2 separate regions of the Homo sapiens genome follow, and region 1 is linked to region 2. Evidence: chromatin loops called from intact Hi-C (ENCODE). Cell type or tissue: psoas muscle. All regions are shown on one strand. Each heading gives the region's core, and the rest is flanking DNA. Links, peaks and the distances in the headings are about the cores only.

What was found. Peaks named below come from ENCODE experiments on the same cell type or tissue, not always from the same donor. Only the 100,000 strongest peaks of a DNase experiment are listed, where the experiment ranks them.
Region 1: it touches region 2 in a loop (5-fold over the local background); 106 of 110 quality-filtered maps call a loop at or near these places.

Annotation. Positions count from the first base shown.
Region 1 is chr22:45,634,819-45,643,304 of GRCh38, forward strand. LOC105373069 (a long non-coding RNA gene) reads left to right here and starts at 1,163. Exons shown (of 3, transcript XR_001755590.2): 1 at 1,163-1,318. It overlaps LOC105373067 (a long non-coding RNA gene), which reads right to left and starts at 5,611. Exons shown (of 3, transcript XR_938308.3): 1 at 3,823-5,611; 2 at 2,453-2,513; 3 at 1,797-2,114. RefSeq lists enhancers at 3,743-4,942, 4,231-4,525, 4,569-5,340. In psoas muscle, for the core only: no CTCF peak of the experiment used is centred there; a DNase peak (open chromatin) is centred at 4,383; H3K27me3 peaks cover 313 bases.
Region 2 is chr22:45,970,695-45,974,694 of GRCh38, forward strand. The region is part of intron 1 of WNT7B (Wnt family member 7B); the gene reads right to left. Among named protein-coding and RNA genes, the nearest start is that of WNT7B, 4.5 kb to the right of the region's middle. In psoas muscle, for the core only: no CTCF peak of the experiment used is centred there; no DNase peak of the experiment used is centred there; H3K4me3 peaks cover 1,878 bases; H3K27me3 peaks cover 4,000 bases.

The DNA.
Region 1 (8,486 bases), core at 2,328-6,327, 330 kb before region 2:
TGGAGTGCAGTGGTGCAATCTTGGCTCATTGCAGCATCCAAGTCCTAGACTCAAGTGATCCTCTACCTCAGCCTCCTGAGCAGCTGGGACTACAGATGCACACCACCATACCTGGCTAATTTTTGTATTTTTTTTGTAGAGACAGGGTCCTGCTAGATTGCACAGGCTGGTCTCTAACTTCTGGCCTCAAGTGATATTCCCACCTTGGCATCCCAAAGTACTGGGAAGAATACTTTTGAAAATGAATCTTCTGCCGGGTGTTGTGGCTCACGCCAATAATCCCAGCACTTTGGGAGGCTGAGGCAGGAGGATCACTTGAGGCCAGGAGTTAGAGGCCAGCCTGGCCAACATGGTGAAACCCCATCTCTACTAAAAATACAAACGTTAGCCGGGTGTCGTGGCTCACACCTGTAGTCCCAGCTACTTGGGAGCCTGAGGCAGGAGAATTGCTTGAGCCTGGGAGGCGGAGGTTGAGGTGAACAGAGATCGTGCCATTGCACTCCAGCATGGACAACAAGAGCAAAACTCCATTTCAAAAAAAAACAAAAAAACAACGAAGTCCACTTAAAGTATTAGTAACTGGATTATTAAGAAAAAAAGAGAAGGAAAGAAAGAGAGAAAGCCACAGGTAAATAAATGACTTTGGAACTCATCCTGGGGGATAGGGGCTCAGCAAAGATCTCCAAGCCAGGCTCCCATTGTGCTCACAAGAAAACTCTGTAGTTAGGTCTCCAGTAGGTACTGATTGCAATGCAAACAATTACAAGCTGTAAACGGCCTCTGCTCAGGGGAGAGGTCCAGGGATCCCCCCATGCATGCATGCATCACTAGGAGCTATGTAGAAATGTTTCAGATCCCTTCTCTACATGAACTTAACCCAGTCAGATGAAGAGCAGCAAGGCCAGGAGCATTCCATTTACTGAGTGAGTTTAAGGTTTTGGGTTGTTTTTTCTTTGAGACAAGGTCTGGCTCTGTCACCCAGGCTGGAGTGCAGTGGCACAATCTCGGCTCACTGCAACCTCTACCTCCCAGACTCAAGCGATCCTCCCACCTCAGCCTCTTGAGTAGCCAGGACTACAGGCGCACATCACCATGCCTGGCTAATTTTTGTATATTTTGTACAGATGGGATTTTGCCATGTTTCCCAGGCTGGCCTCAAACTCCTGAGCTCAAGTGATCCACCCGCCTTGGCCTCCCAAAGTGCTGGGATTACAGGTGTGAGCCACCACACCCGGCTGGATTCTTCTTTATAAGCCCTTCGGAATAGGATCAAACCAATCCAGCCATTGGAGTCTTTCAAAGATGACACAGATGTGAGGTGAGTTTCGTAGAATCACAGCCTCGGTTTAGAAGCTGAGGCTGTGGTTGACTCTAGGAGCTTCTAAGGCCTTATTTATTTGTTTAGTGGCTGGAAGGTCAGATGGGGATGGGGAGAACCCTGGGTGATGTTTTCCGGAGAGGTGGACAGCTGTATTTCAGTCCCGCCCACCTCTAGCCAGCTATTATTCCCTGCTCATTTGCCAGGAACCTAGCTGCATATAGGCTGTCCTGCTGGGGGAACAGTTTTACTGGAAAAAAAGTGCCCGTCACATTTTTTACTGGAAAAGTTGAGAGGGTGGGAGGCAAGACTGGCTGGTTTCAGGTTCCCATCCATGCACTCAAGGCAAGCTGGGCTCACAAAAGCACCGCTCCCTCAAAACCCAGGGCAGGTTTTAGACCAACAACAGCCGAGTTTGGTTAAAAACGGTGGAAAATATTGGTGCTTTCTCATGGTTTTGGCCCCCGATCGAGTTGATGCCACTCCAGAGGTTCTAGCATTCCCAGTCTACAACTGCAGATTCTCAGTTTCTTCCAGAAAACAAGACGCCTCTCAACCAGCAAAATTGGTCATTTTCAATCTCGGTTTCCTTCTTGCCATTGCGTAAGTCCAATCTTGTTAAACCTACGAAGAGTGAGGGTCAGAGCCGTGTACCCCTAATTATATTCCCAACACTTACAATCAGCCGGCTGATGTGTAGTTAAGAAGCACAATCTTCATTGGCTTTTACAATTATCAGGAGAGGAGCAGATGGAAGTCACGGGGCAGGGCAGTTTTCTGAGTCTGGTGAATTTTGCTGATATGAGAAGGAAAGTGATAGTTTTAGAATCAGAAATTTGCCATAGAACAATGTCTTCTCTCCTGACCTCTGCACCTGCCAAGGCCCTGCTCCACCTCTGTCTTCTGTGTCCTGAGGAAGCCTTTCCAACCCCTTTCAGGATGAATGAACCCCCTCTTCTGTGCTCTCATCTCTTTTCTAGACCCCCAACTCATTGCTGCCTGAATAGCTCCATCCCACTAGACCAGAGACTTCCTGAGGCCAAGAGCTGTCCTACCCGCCGAGGACACCCTCATTTGCTTGAATGAATAAGCAAACGGCTCCTTCCTCCAGCCATCCCAGCCACTAAGTTTCACCTTGACCATGACTGGTGCTTCTCAGACCCAAACAAAGTAGCTACTGCAGGAAAGGGAGCCCCTGTAAAAATGAAAAGATGTTCATTAACATGGGGGAACACCTGTTTGACCTCCCAGTTTTCTGCTTGTTGGAAAATATTCTAATTTTTCCTCAGCAAGTAGATTTCCCTTCCTACGCCTTCGCCTTCAATTTCTTTTCTTTTCTTTTCTTTTTTTTTTCTTTTTTTTTTTTTTTTTTTTTTTTTTTTTGGAGACAGGGTCTCACTCTGTCGCCCAGGCTGGAGTGCAGTGGTGCAATCTTGGCTCACTACAACCTCCGCCTCCCGGGTTCAAGCGATTCTCCTGCCTCAGTCTCCTAAGTAGCTGGGATTACAGGCGCGCGCCACCACGCCCAGCTAATTTTTGTATTTTTAGTAGATACGGGGTTTCTCCATGTCGGCCAGGCTGATCTCAGGTGATCTGCTGGCCTCAGCCTCCCAAAGTGCCGGGGTTACAGGTGTGAGCCACCTCGCCCAGCCCAATTTCTTTTATAATCTGTCCCCAAAAAGGAAACTTACAAAATCCTCTTTAAAGAATATTCTCCACAGCAGCAGCAGATGAAAGAAAATGTTATTGAGTTGGGCGTGCCTTAATCACCATTCACTCTACTCTTAGCCATCTATATTTGTCTGTCTGCCCGATTCCCTTGTAAGTATTTGTACTAAGGAAATTTGACTTGCTGCCACTTGAGGTATTGTGGATAAGTGGCCTTTTTAGTTGGCAAATCCAGAACTTTCTATCGTCATCAACCCACACTTTGTGAGCTCCTATTAAGGAGTAATCTCCTTGCTCTACTATGGTCTTGTACATGAGCAAGGAGATTACTAAAGTTTTTAAAGTCAGCTAAGAAAATAAATCAACATTTTTGTTTGTCAGTAAGAGGTTGATGGCATATATATTTACTGTATATATATGTGTGTGTGCACATACACATATGTACATAAATGACACACATGGTGAAAGCAATGTTATTTGGTTAAGACTAAAGGCATTGTTGGGAAGGGAGGTGGGGAATTAGATGTTGATACAGTAGGTGTTTCAAATGTCGGATTTCAATGGTAATGGGAAGGAAAAGAAAGAAGAAAAATGGCTCCTTAGAATATATCAATTCATCATTTCCCATTTGCAAACATTGAAAAAAAAAATGAGAGAAGCTGTATGTCTTTCCTTGAGAGCTGCCTTTTAGCTCCCAGAGAGATGGAGTTTGGCTGATGTCAGGGTTTCTAAGGAAACGATGTATGCTTATGAATAGCAAAGCAAATAGACATATAAAACGCAAGTAAATCATTAATTGATTAATATTATTATTGATGGGATCTGGAGAGACTTACATATTCCTTCTTTATTCCAAGCTCTCAAAAGTTTTCTTTCATCGCAAAGCAAACACTCAGAAGGCCACTTTATGGATAATTATTCCCTCTTTGCTCCACACTCTAGAGACGAGGAAGGGCTCACTCTTGGATTTTAATGGATCAAAGAAAATGGTAAGCCAGGCAAGAGAAGTGTGCTTCATGTTTTCTGTCTTTTTTTAAAACTGATGGCTGTGGTTTTTGAAGAGAATGGAAAATGCATTAGGGATAGTTTGACTTAAACACGAAGCACCTTTTGGTTTGACAAACAGATTTGAGTAGAGGCTGAGTCACATCTTCTGACCCATGATTATGTCTGTTTCAATGGTGCCTTTCTCAGTGGCTGGATTCCATGGCGGACGGGTAGGGCCAGGAGGAGGTGCTGAGTGGTGCCAGGTGCAGGGTGGCGCAGTGTGGGGACGGCAAAAGGTGAGGGAATCCAGTATGCGCTGATGGAAAGCAGAGGGGGACGCCAGCCCAGTGGCCAGATGAGGCCGACGCACCCCCGGGAGGCCACGGTTGCAACACGAGGGTGTGTCCCAGCTTCCTATTAGTGAGTCAGCATTTCCTCCTCTGGTGCCCAACAGCCCTGGGGTCGCTGTGGAGGTTAGGGAGAGGTGAACCGTCCCGTCTGGATGATCCTTGTTTGCCTCTGGCCCTCCTTGTCAATCCAGACCACGACCAAGAAACCTTCCCTTCACATTGCGTCCTCCTCCCCTTGGCACTGCAAGTGCCCAACCTGAAATGTGTCCATGATCACTGCTATCCAGGAAGTGTGCAGTTGGAGACCAGCCCTCTCCCGAGGCCACACCTGGAGTAGCAGAGAGGGCAGACAGAGAACATGCCCTGTGCAGAGACCTCTTGGAGTTGCACCTGCCTTGCTGTGTGACCTCAGCCAGCCACTTAACCTTTCTGTGCCCTGGCCACCAATCCCCTCACAGCACCCCCCTCAAAGGGCTGCTGAGGGCATGCCTTTGCGTGCACCGCTCCTATTCTCACAGTGAGGGAAGCAAGGGCCAGGGAGACAGCGTCTTGGTTGGCAACAGGTCCAGCTTCTGGCCCCAGCTCTAGATACTGTGGGTGCCCTCAGAGCCTCCACAGGACTTTCAATGAGAGGGGTGCCTCATCCAGCCCACCCCTACATGTAGGCCAAGGGGATAAACTATCTCACATCCCCCACGTGGCGGCCCCTTTCCTCCACGGAGCTTGCTCAGGGAGGGACTCAGTGCCCGTTTGTTGATTGGATAAGGTTGGTCTGCGCAGGGAGGTGCTGTGCTGCAGGAAGGTGAGAAAAACCACAGCCTGAGAGCTGTGAGCCCCAGGGGCCTGGAGCAGGAGGCGGGAGCAGAGGAGAGGGCAGTTAATTCTGTTGGGGGTCGAGGGACAGGAACCCAGGACAGCTTCCTGGAGGTGGCTTTTGAGGTGGGTCTTGAAGAATGCACAGAAGCTTGGCAGAGGCTCAGAAAGCCAAGAGGGCAAAGCCATGGAAGTGTGGGGAGGCAGAGGGTGCCAGGGGTGCCGGCTGTCCCAGGACAGCAGCGAGGAAGGGGGTCTCTACTCCTTTCTCCTCCTCCTGGTGGACGATCTCAGACCCTGTAGGTCCCAGGAGGGGAGGGAGAAGCTTGATTCTCTGAGCCTGAGGTCTCTGAGGGCAGACCCTGTGCTACCCTCCTCACACCCTAGGAGCAGGTGCCAGTCTGGGAAGCTCTGAGGGCTTTTCCTTTTCAGAATGGGTGGGGGTGGCTATGTCTCAGCCTTCACAGTTGATCAGTGACACAGACCCTAGGCCTGTGGTCCCTGGTCAGGAAGTTGTGCTGGGGGCAGGGAGGGGCCTGCCCTCAGGTGCTGGTTGGCCTTGGTGGAGAGTGGGGAGTGCTAGGGGCTGGGAAGACTCCCCTGGGTCCCAGAGGGAAGGGCTGTGGAGGTGCTTGACTTTCCCACCTCATTGTGATGCGTCCAGGTGTGAGATACACGCACCTAACTACCCCTTTGAAGGGATAGGGCTGGCAACTCGCAGGCCTCAGAATGAGGGCACACAGTAGCCCTAGGGTCAGCTGGGCCCTTTGTCTTTGTGGCAGCTACACTCAGCCTGAAGGGCAGCCAAGCATTCACATCTGCCAAGAACCTGGGACTGAATCCTGGAACACAGTCTACACGTCTCCCATCCCAGGTCTAAAATGGGAAGGTGGACAGGGGAGGAAGCCGAGAGAGGGTCACCCCCGCCCTCCCCTTCCACCCTGGAAGAGGCAAAGGGGTGCTCCCTTACCCACGTTTTGTTGATTGGACAGTTGAATTCAGAGAGGTTGCCCGATGGACCAGAAGAAACACAGCCAGGAAGAAGCCGTGGTAGCCCAGAGCAGGAGCCCCTGAGGCCCGTGCTCCTCCCTCAGGCTTGTGGGGCTCAGTCCAGTCCCGCGCCCTCCTCTCCAGGGAGCAGCCAGGCTGGGTTCACAGCGCTCTTGCTCCAGTCCACAGTCTCTGCTGGGTTTGGGCGAGTGCAAGGCACAGTAGCCCAGAATCCCAGCTCCCAAATCCCATGAGCTTTGCCACGGCTCAAGCTTCTGGGCCCATCTGGAAACGATGCTGCCGGCCTTACGGGGTGCCTGTGGGGTTCATGGGCCGGCGTTTGAAGAGGCAGTGGTGGTAGGGGCCCGGAGAGCAGGGCTGGGGCTGGTCCCTGTGGGACGGTCACCCCCAGAGGAAAGGTGTGGAAGGCACAGGTGGACTCTCATGGGGCTCTCAAATCACCCGAGATGAAGGTTCAGTGCAGTCCCCAGGCACAGACCCCAGAGATCCTGACTGGGAGGTCTGGCGTGGGGCCCCAAAAGGTGTAATTTTCCCCAGCACTGCAGGTGTGGGGTCCGAAGCAGGTGGTCCGTGCACGGCACTCAAGGCCTTGGTCCAGCGTCAGTGCGGGGTTCGTGCAGCAGCCACATGGGCTGACTGCCGCTGGCCCTGGGAAGACAGGGCAGGATGAGGCTGGGCATCCCCCTGGGCTTGGGACACAGAGGGAACACACGGATGTAGGGTGTGAGCCTACAGTGCATCCTCTGCTCCCCAAAGTGTGCCACCATTCAACATAAAGCCCGTTGCATTTGCTGTCCACGCAGCCTTCAGTGAACCTGTCTATGGGCACACTCTCAGAATCAACAAATTACGGGGCTCGAAATCAAAATCCGCCTCTTCCCCCTATACCAGAAAGGCCTGTCTGTGCCCAAATGTTGAGGGAAATGGATCTGCCTTGACCCTTTCCTTTGGCGCGATCTCAGCTCACTGCAACCTCTGCCTCCAGGTTCAAGTGATTCTCTTGCCTCAGCCTCCTGAGGAGCTGGGACCACAGGTGCGCACCACCACACCCAGCTAATTTTTGTATTTTTAGTAGAGACGGGATTTCGTCTTGTTGGCCAGGCTGGTCTCGAACTCCTGGCCTCATGTGATCCACATGCCTCCGTCTCCCAAAGTGCTGGGATTACAGGCATGAGCCACCGCGCCTGGCCACCCTCTCCTTTCAATGAAACGCTTTTACCTTGGTTTACAGACTCAGATGAGATACTTCCCATCTGTTCATAAAGGGAACAGATTCTGACTTGTGTTCTAATCTTGAGTACCAAAAACTCCCCTAGAAGGGAGCTCTGCATTTTCAGAGGCTCACCCACGTGCCCATGTAGGGTCTGAGAAAGGTCCTGCATGGGTGAGTGATTTAGGGACAGGCGGTAAACTGAGGAAGTGACACAAAGCCTCCTGCACAGAGATCCCACATTCTACCTGGTATTACTCCCATTCTCTGCACTGCTGACAGCTCTCAAACAGATTCTTTCCACGAGGAATTAGCCCGCACACAACATGAATGGGCTCGTTTTATATCAGAAGGCTGAATTTTAACTGACAAATTGGACAGGTTCCCTAAGGCAAGGGTTGCTAAGCTTTGTCATTCTCGCTAAAAATGTGATTTATAATATATTTCTATTTGCTAGACACTCCTTTTCCCAGGAATGAAGACCCAGCCCAGAAACAGGAGGTCTGCTCAGTATCTTGACCCCATATAAAAATATGCTCCTCAAAAGTTTTCATTAGCATATAAACAGATATGCATCAATCAATCTGCAGCATGGCCACGTCAGCTTTATTTCATTATGTTTTAATGATATTTTAAGCAGCCAAACTCTTAGAATTCAGGACAGGGCAAGAGTAACCCACAATTTACTTTAGAATTTTATGTTTTAAAGGAAAGATCTAAGGGTCTGATGAAAGGAGTTGTATTTCCTCGGATCTTTTCTTCCACTTTATAAAATAAAAACCATTTTTGTTGCTTCTTAAGTACTCTGGTATTTACAAATGCAGAATATGTCAGATATTAGAGATCAACCCACACCTTCAGCCAAGTTTCCTCAGAGATCCTTTGTAAAAAAAAAAACCACACACACAAAAAGTGGGTGAAACCGTCTGACTTCTTAGAAGTCTGAGTTAAAAGTTGCAAACTCATTTTGCCCAAGATAACCAGAAATGCTCTAAGCTAAGTGGGCAGAAACAGATTTGATCTCTGTATCTGATTGCTGGCAGAAGTCAAGCAGCCAATTTTTCAACAATGTCTCCATATCATGAAACTTCCTAAAAATCTTCAAGGGAGTAACCTGAGCTTGTGAAAA
Region 2 (4,000 bases), core at 1-4,000:
CCAGGATTCTGGGGAGGGGGAGGCTTCCTGGCCTCCAACCGCTAGACGCTGAAATTCCAAAGTCCCCTGGTTGATCCAGTTCCTGGAAAGGACACCAGAAGCAGGACCCAGGGACCCTGGCACTTTATCAGCCTGGGTCCCCACTGCTCAGGCGGTCCCCACCCGCATGCGCCCTGCTGCCCCGCCCCCCTCAGGCGATGCCTCCGCAGCCGGGGCTGCCCGCCGGGCCTGGAGCGCTCTCTGTGCCCGGACCTTGTAATTATGTCCCACAGCCCGGGAAACCGCGGGCCTCGCAGCATCTGGCTGCGGTTGCGAACTTTTGTTTCAAGATGCGCGACTATTTATAGAAGGAAAACTGGTAGGATAGTAATTTCCTAGGAGCAAGAGGAGAAATTGGCTGCGTCTTTATTAAATGGGGGTGGGGGCGAGGCGATGTATTAGGACTGCAACCGCATGGGGGGAGGGGGTGGCGCAGGGAGCGGGAAGGCAGCGGCTGCCCCCTCTGGCCGCGTCAGGCGACCCCGGACGTGGCCCGCGTGTAAAGGAGGGGGAGGGGGAAGGGAAGAGAAGGGGAGGGAGAGCAGGCTCTGAGGTTTAATCAGTAGCATCCAGCTTAAATTCCCCCAAACGGCGGTTCCATAAATGAAACTTCTTTTTAAGTCAGAGGCCAGAGCATATGCGTCCCATTAGGAATTCGGCGAAGCCACCACTGCGCGCCCCCTGGGCTCACTGGGCTGGACTCGGCCCTGCCCGGAGCTTCTCAGAGCCCCGTGGGCTCTGCCTTGCCGGGCACACACACGCGCGCCCACGCTCCGCGCTCTCCCTTGGCCGAGACAACTGGGCGAACGCGGCCGCCAGCACGCAATGCGCGTCCTCCTCGCCCCCAGGTGAGGACTCGGCAGGGGCAGGGATCAGGCTACCCAGCGCGGCAGGAAGGCGCGAGAAGCCGCAGCGACTTCGGGGTACAGTCCGGGCGCTGTCCGGTGAAGCGCGGCGTGCACGTGCATGCCGGTGTTTGCACGAGGGAGCGGGTGTGTGAGTGCGGCTCTCCCAAGTGTGGCATGGTATTGCGCGCCGCGTGGGTTAATATGGGGAGGGGTCCCCCGCTGGTCCAGGACTCTGCTGGGACGCGCAGGGAATCTCGGCGCCGCTCGCGTGCCCGCGGGCCCTCGCGCTGGGCGTGCACAGCCTGCTCTACTCCCGCAGTCGAGCCGCTCTCAGGCCATCCTTTCTTTGACCCCAGAGCCAGGACTTCTCACTGCCGTAGCTGCCCGCCAAGTGCTCCACCTCGGCAGCTTAGGCTGGCGAGGCGACCTAAAGTCCCCCGGCTCCCGCGCGCGACGGTCACCCGGTGCCCCGCCCAGGGGCCTCGCTGCCGCGTTCCCTGCCCGCCCGGTTCCAGCGCTGGAGGCCCGGGGGGAGCCCACCCGCCCACCCCGCACGCCGCCCGCGGCACTCACAAGTAGCTGCCGCTGGACAGGAGGAGAAAGATCTGCGGGCAATAGACGGAGACGAGCGCGCTGCGCGGCGACAGTAGAAGCATGGTGGGCCGGCGTGCCTGGCGGGGCTGAACAGGCTCCGCGGGCCGGGCGCCTGGGCCAGCTGAGGCCGGGGTCCCCGCGGAGCTCCCCGATGCAGGGCGGCGGCGCTGGGCGCTAGGGGCCGGGTCTCGTGGGCCCGGGCGCAGTTGTCGCCCGTGCCCCGCCGCTAGGGCCGCGCATGGCGCTGGGTCTGGGGCAGCGGCGGGAGCTGGGGCTGGAGTGCGGGGCGGGGACCCGGCCGGGGGCAGCGGGCGCGCCTTGGCTGCGGTCTGGACCTCCGTCCGTCTGTCGGTGCGAACCGGCTCTGTCGCTCGCTCTGGCTCACTTCTCCAAGTCTCCCGAGGCGCGCAGCTGCCATTGGACGGGCCGCCCCTACATCCGCCTCCTCCCCCGGCGGGTTTTTTTAAAGGGGAGGCTGACCGGAGCGTGCGGTGGGAGCCGCCTCCAGGGCTTGCCCAAGTTGCCTTGGCTGGGACACCCGTACCCCCACCTTTAGGGAGCCACACAGCTCTGGCCTGGCTCCAGAAGGTGCACGTGGGGGCGGCTCCCCGGGGGAACTGCGCGGAGGCTTGTGCTCCTCTTGGGGGGCTGTGCTCGGCAACGTATGCGCGTGTGTGCATGCATGTGCCTACATGTGCCTGTGTGTGCCTGCGGGAGCGTGGGCAGTCTGTGAGGACAGGTGTGTGTGCACAGATGCATTGAGTGTCCTGAGCCTCTGCCCCCGTGTGCCCTGGGTTTAGGGAGGCTGGCTGTGGGTCGCACACAGGCACTGCCATGGCTAACCAGGCCCAGCCTTGTGCTGGTGCTGAGCTTGCACGACCCTGCCTGGGCACCTCTTTGGAGAGGCCGCCAGTGGGAAGGCATCGCCAGCAGGTGCTGCTCTCCTCACACAGAGGCTTCCCCACTCTGGCTTCCCCATCCTGCTTCTTTTGCTCTCCTTTGAGCGGTTGGCGGGGATGGGTTTGTGGAGAAGTAGACCTACAAAGACGTTCTCCCTCCTCGAGTTCCTTTTATTTTTTGTTTAAGCCCAGAAACATAGGTCTAGTGTCCCACCTCCTGTCGTTAGCCAATTCTGGTTCCACATGACCATCCCTTTACATCTGAATCACAGCACAAAGCAGGAAGATGGCAAGACAAGGGAAGGCTGGGCGGTCTGGCCCGTCGTCCTGAGGAAGAGGATTTTCTAACTTCTAGACCTGGTGTGGAGGCTCATCATCCAGGAGGAAGCAGCCACTTCCTCCACCTTCATCCCCCCTAGTCCAGGGCTCTCGGGCCCCTCTGCTTCTGGCCCCAAAGGCAGGGACAGGCTTTCGGCAGGGCTGGTCCTAGAACTGCAGCGACTCCAGTTCCAGTGAGCAGAGAGTGTCCAGACTCCAGACGGGCTCCTCTGAGTTCTGCTTTGGCCTCCTCCAAGGCTGGAGCTGAAGGCCGCTCAGTCCAAAAAGGGCCCTGGGTGAGAAACTGACTCCCTGAAGCCATCAGGTTTTCAAATTGCTCCAAATCCCAGGTGCATTTGTTCTTAGGGCCCTGACCCCTAAGGGCATTGTGAGGGCTGAGTTCTGGTTCCAGCTGGTACTGGAGTCCTCCAGGGGTTGTACATGTGAGTTGCACCAGGCTTAGGGGCACATGTGTGTGATGGCTGCACGTGCCCAGGTGGCCCCCCGTGTAATTAAACACAGGCAGCATGCAGGGAAGTGATCACGTAATACCCCATCCATGCATACAACCTCTGATCTTTGGTCAGAACTTTATGACCCTGAAAATCCCAGCTCCTGGGATGCAGATGCCCTGGAATACACCATCTGGAGGAGTCCCCAGGGTGTCAGCCTCAGTGACATCACAGTCATTAACAATAAGAAAGATTCTCCTGGTATCTACAGGTGTTCATTGGGACACATATCTCCAGCACCCACAGGGCAAAGGCCCTCAGGAGTAACACAGGCAGCACGCAGTGAAGGGGGTGTTGTGACCCCATTTTTTGGATGAAGAAAGGGAGGCTGAGAGGTTAAAGGGCTCACTCAAGGCCACAGGCTAGGAGTGACAGGAGGACAGAACAGACAGCCCATTGGTCCCAGACTCCCCAACCTCCTCCTTAATGCAATGGGCTTCCAGGTCATTTAACCCCTGACGACACACCTGGGCCCAGCTTCCCCCTTCTACCGCTGCGCGTAGCCAAGATGGCTTGCAAAGAAAGCAGGGCCCTTCTCTCCATTCCTGGCGGGCAGGGGCTGAGCCTCGAGGGAGGGATTGGCTCTCCTTCCCTTAGCAGATCCCAGGGTAGATCTCTGGCTTTCCTGCTTGCCATTCCACAGGGTGTTCGGAGGTCACATTTTGGAAATCCAGGAGGTGGGTGGGGAGTGTGTGTTTTAGATTGGCTCACCAGGGGGAGGAGTTTCCCCTCCAGGGGCCCTGGGTGGGGCCTGAGGGCAGAGCCAGGGCCACACAGAAGGAAGCTCAGC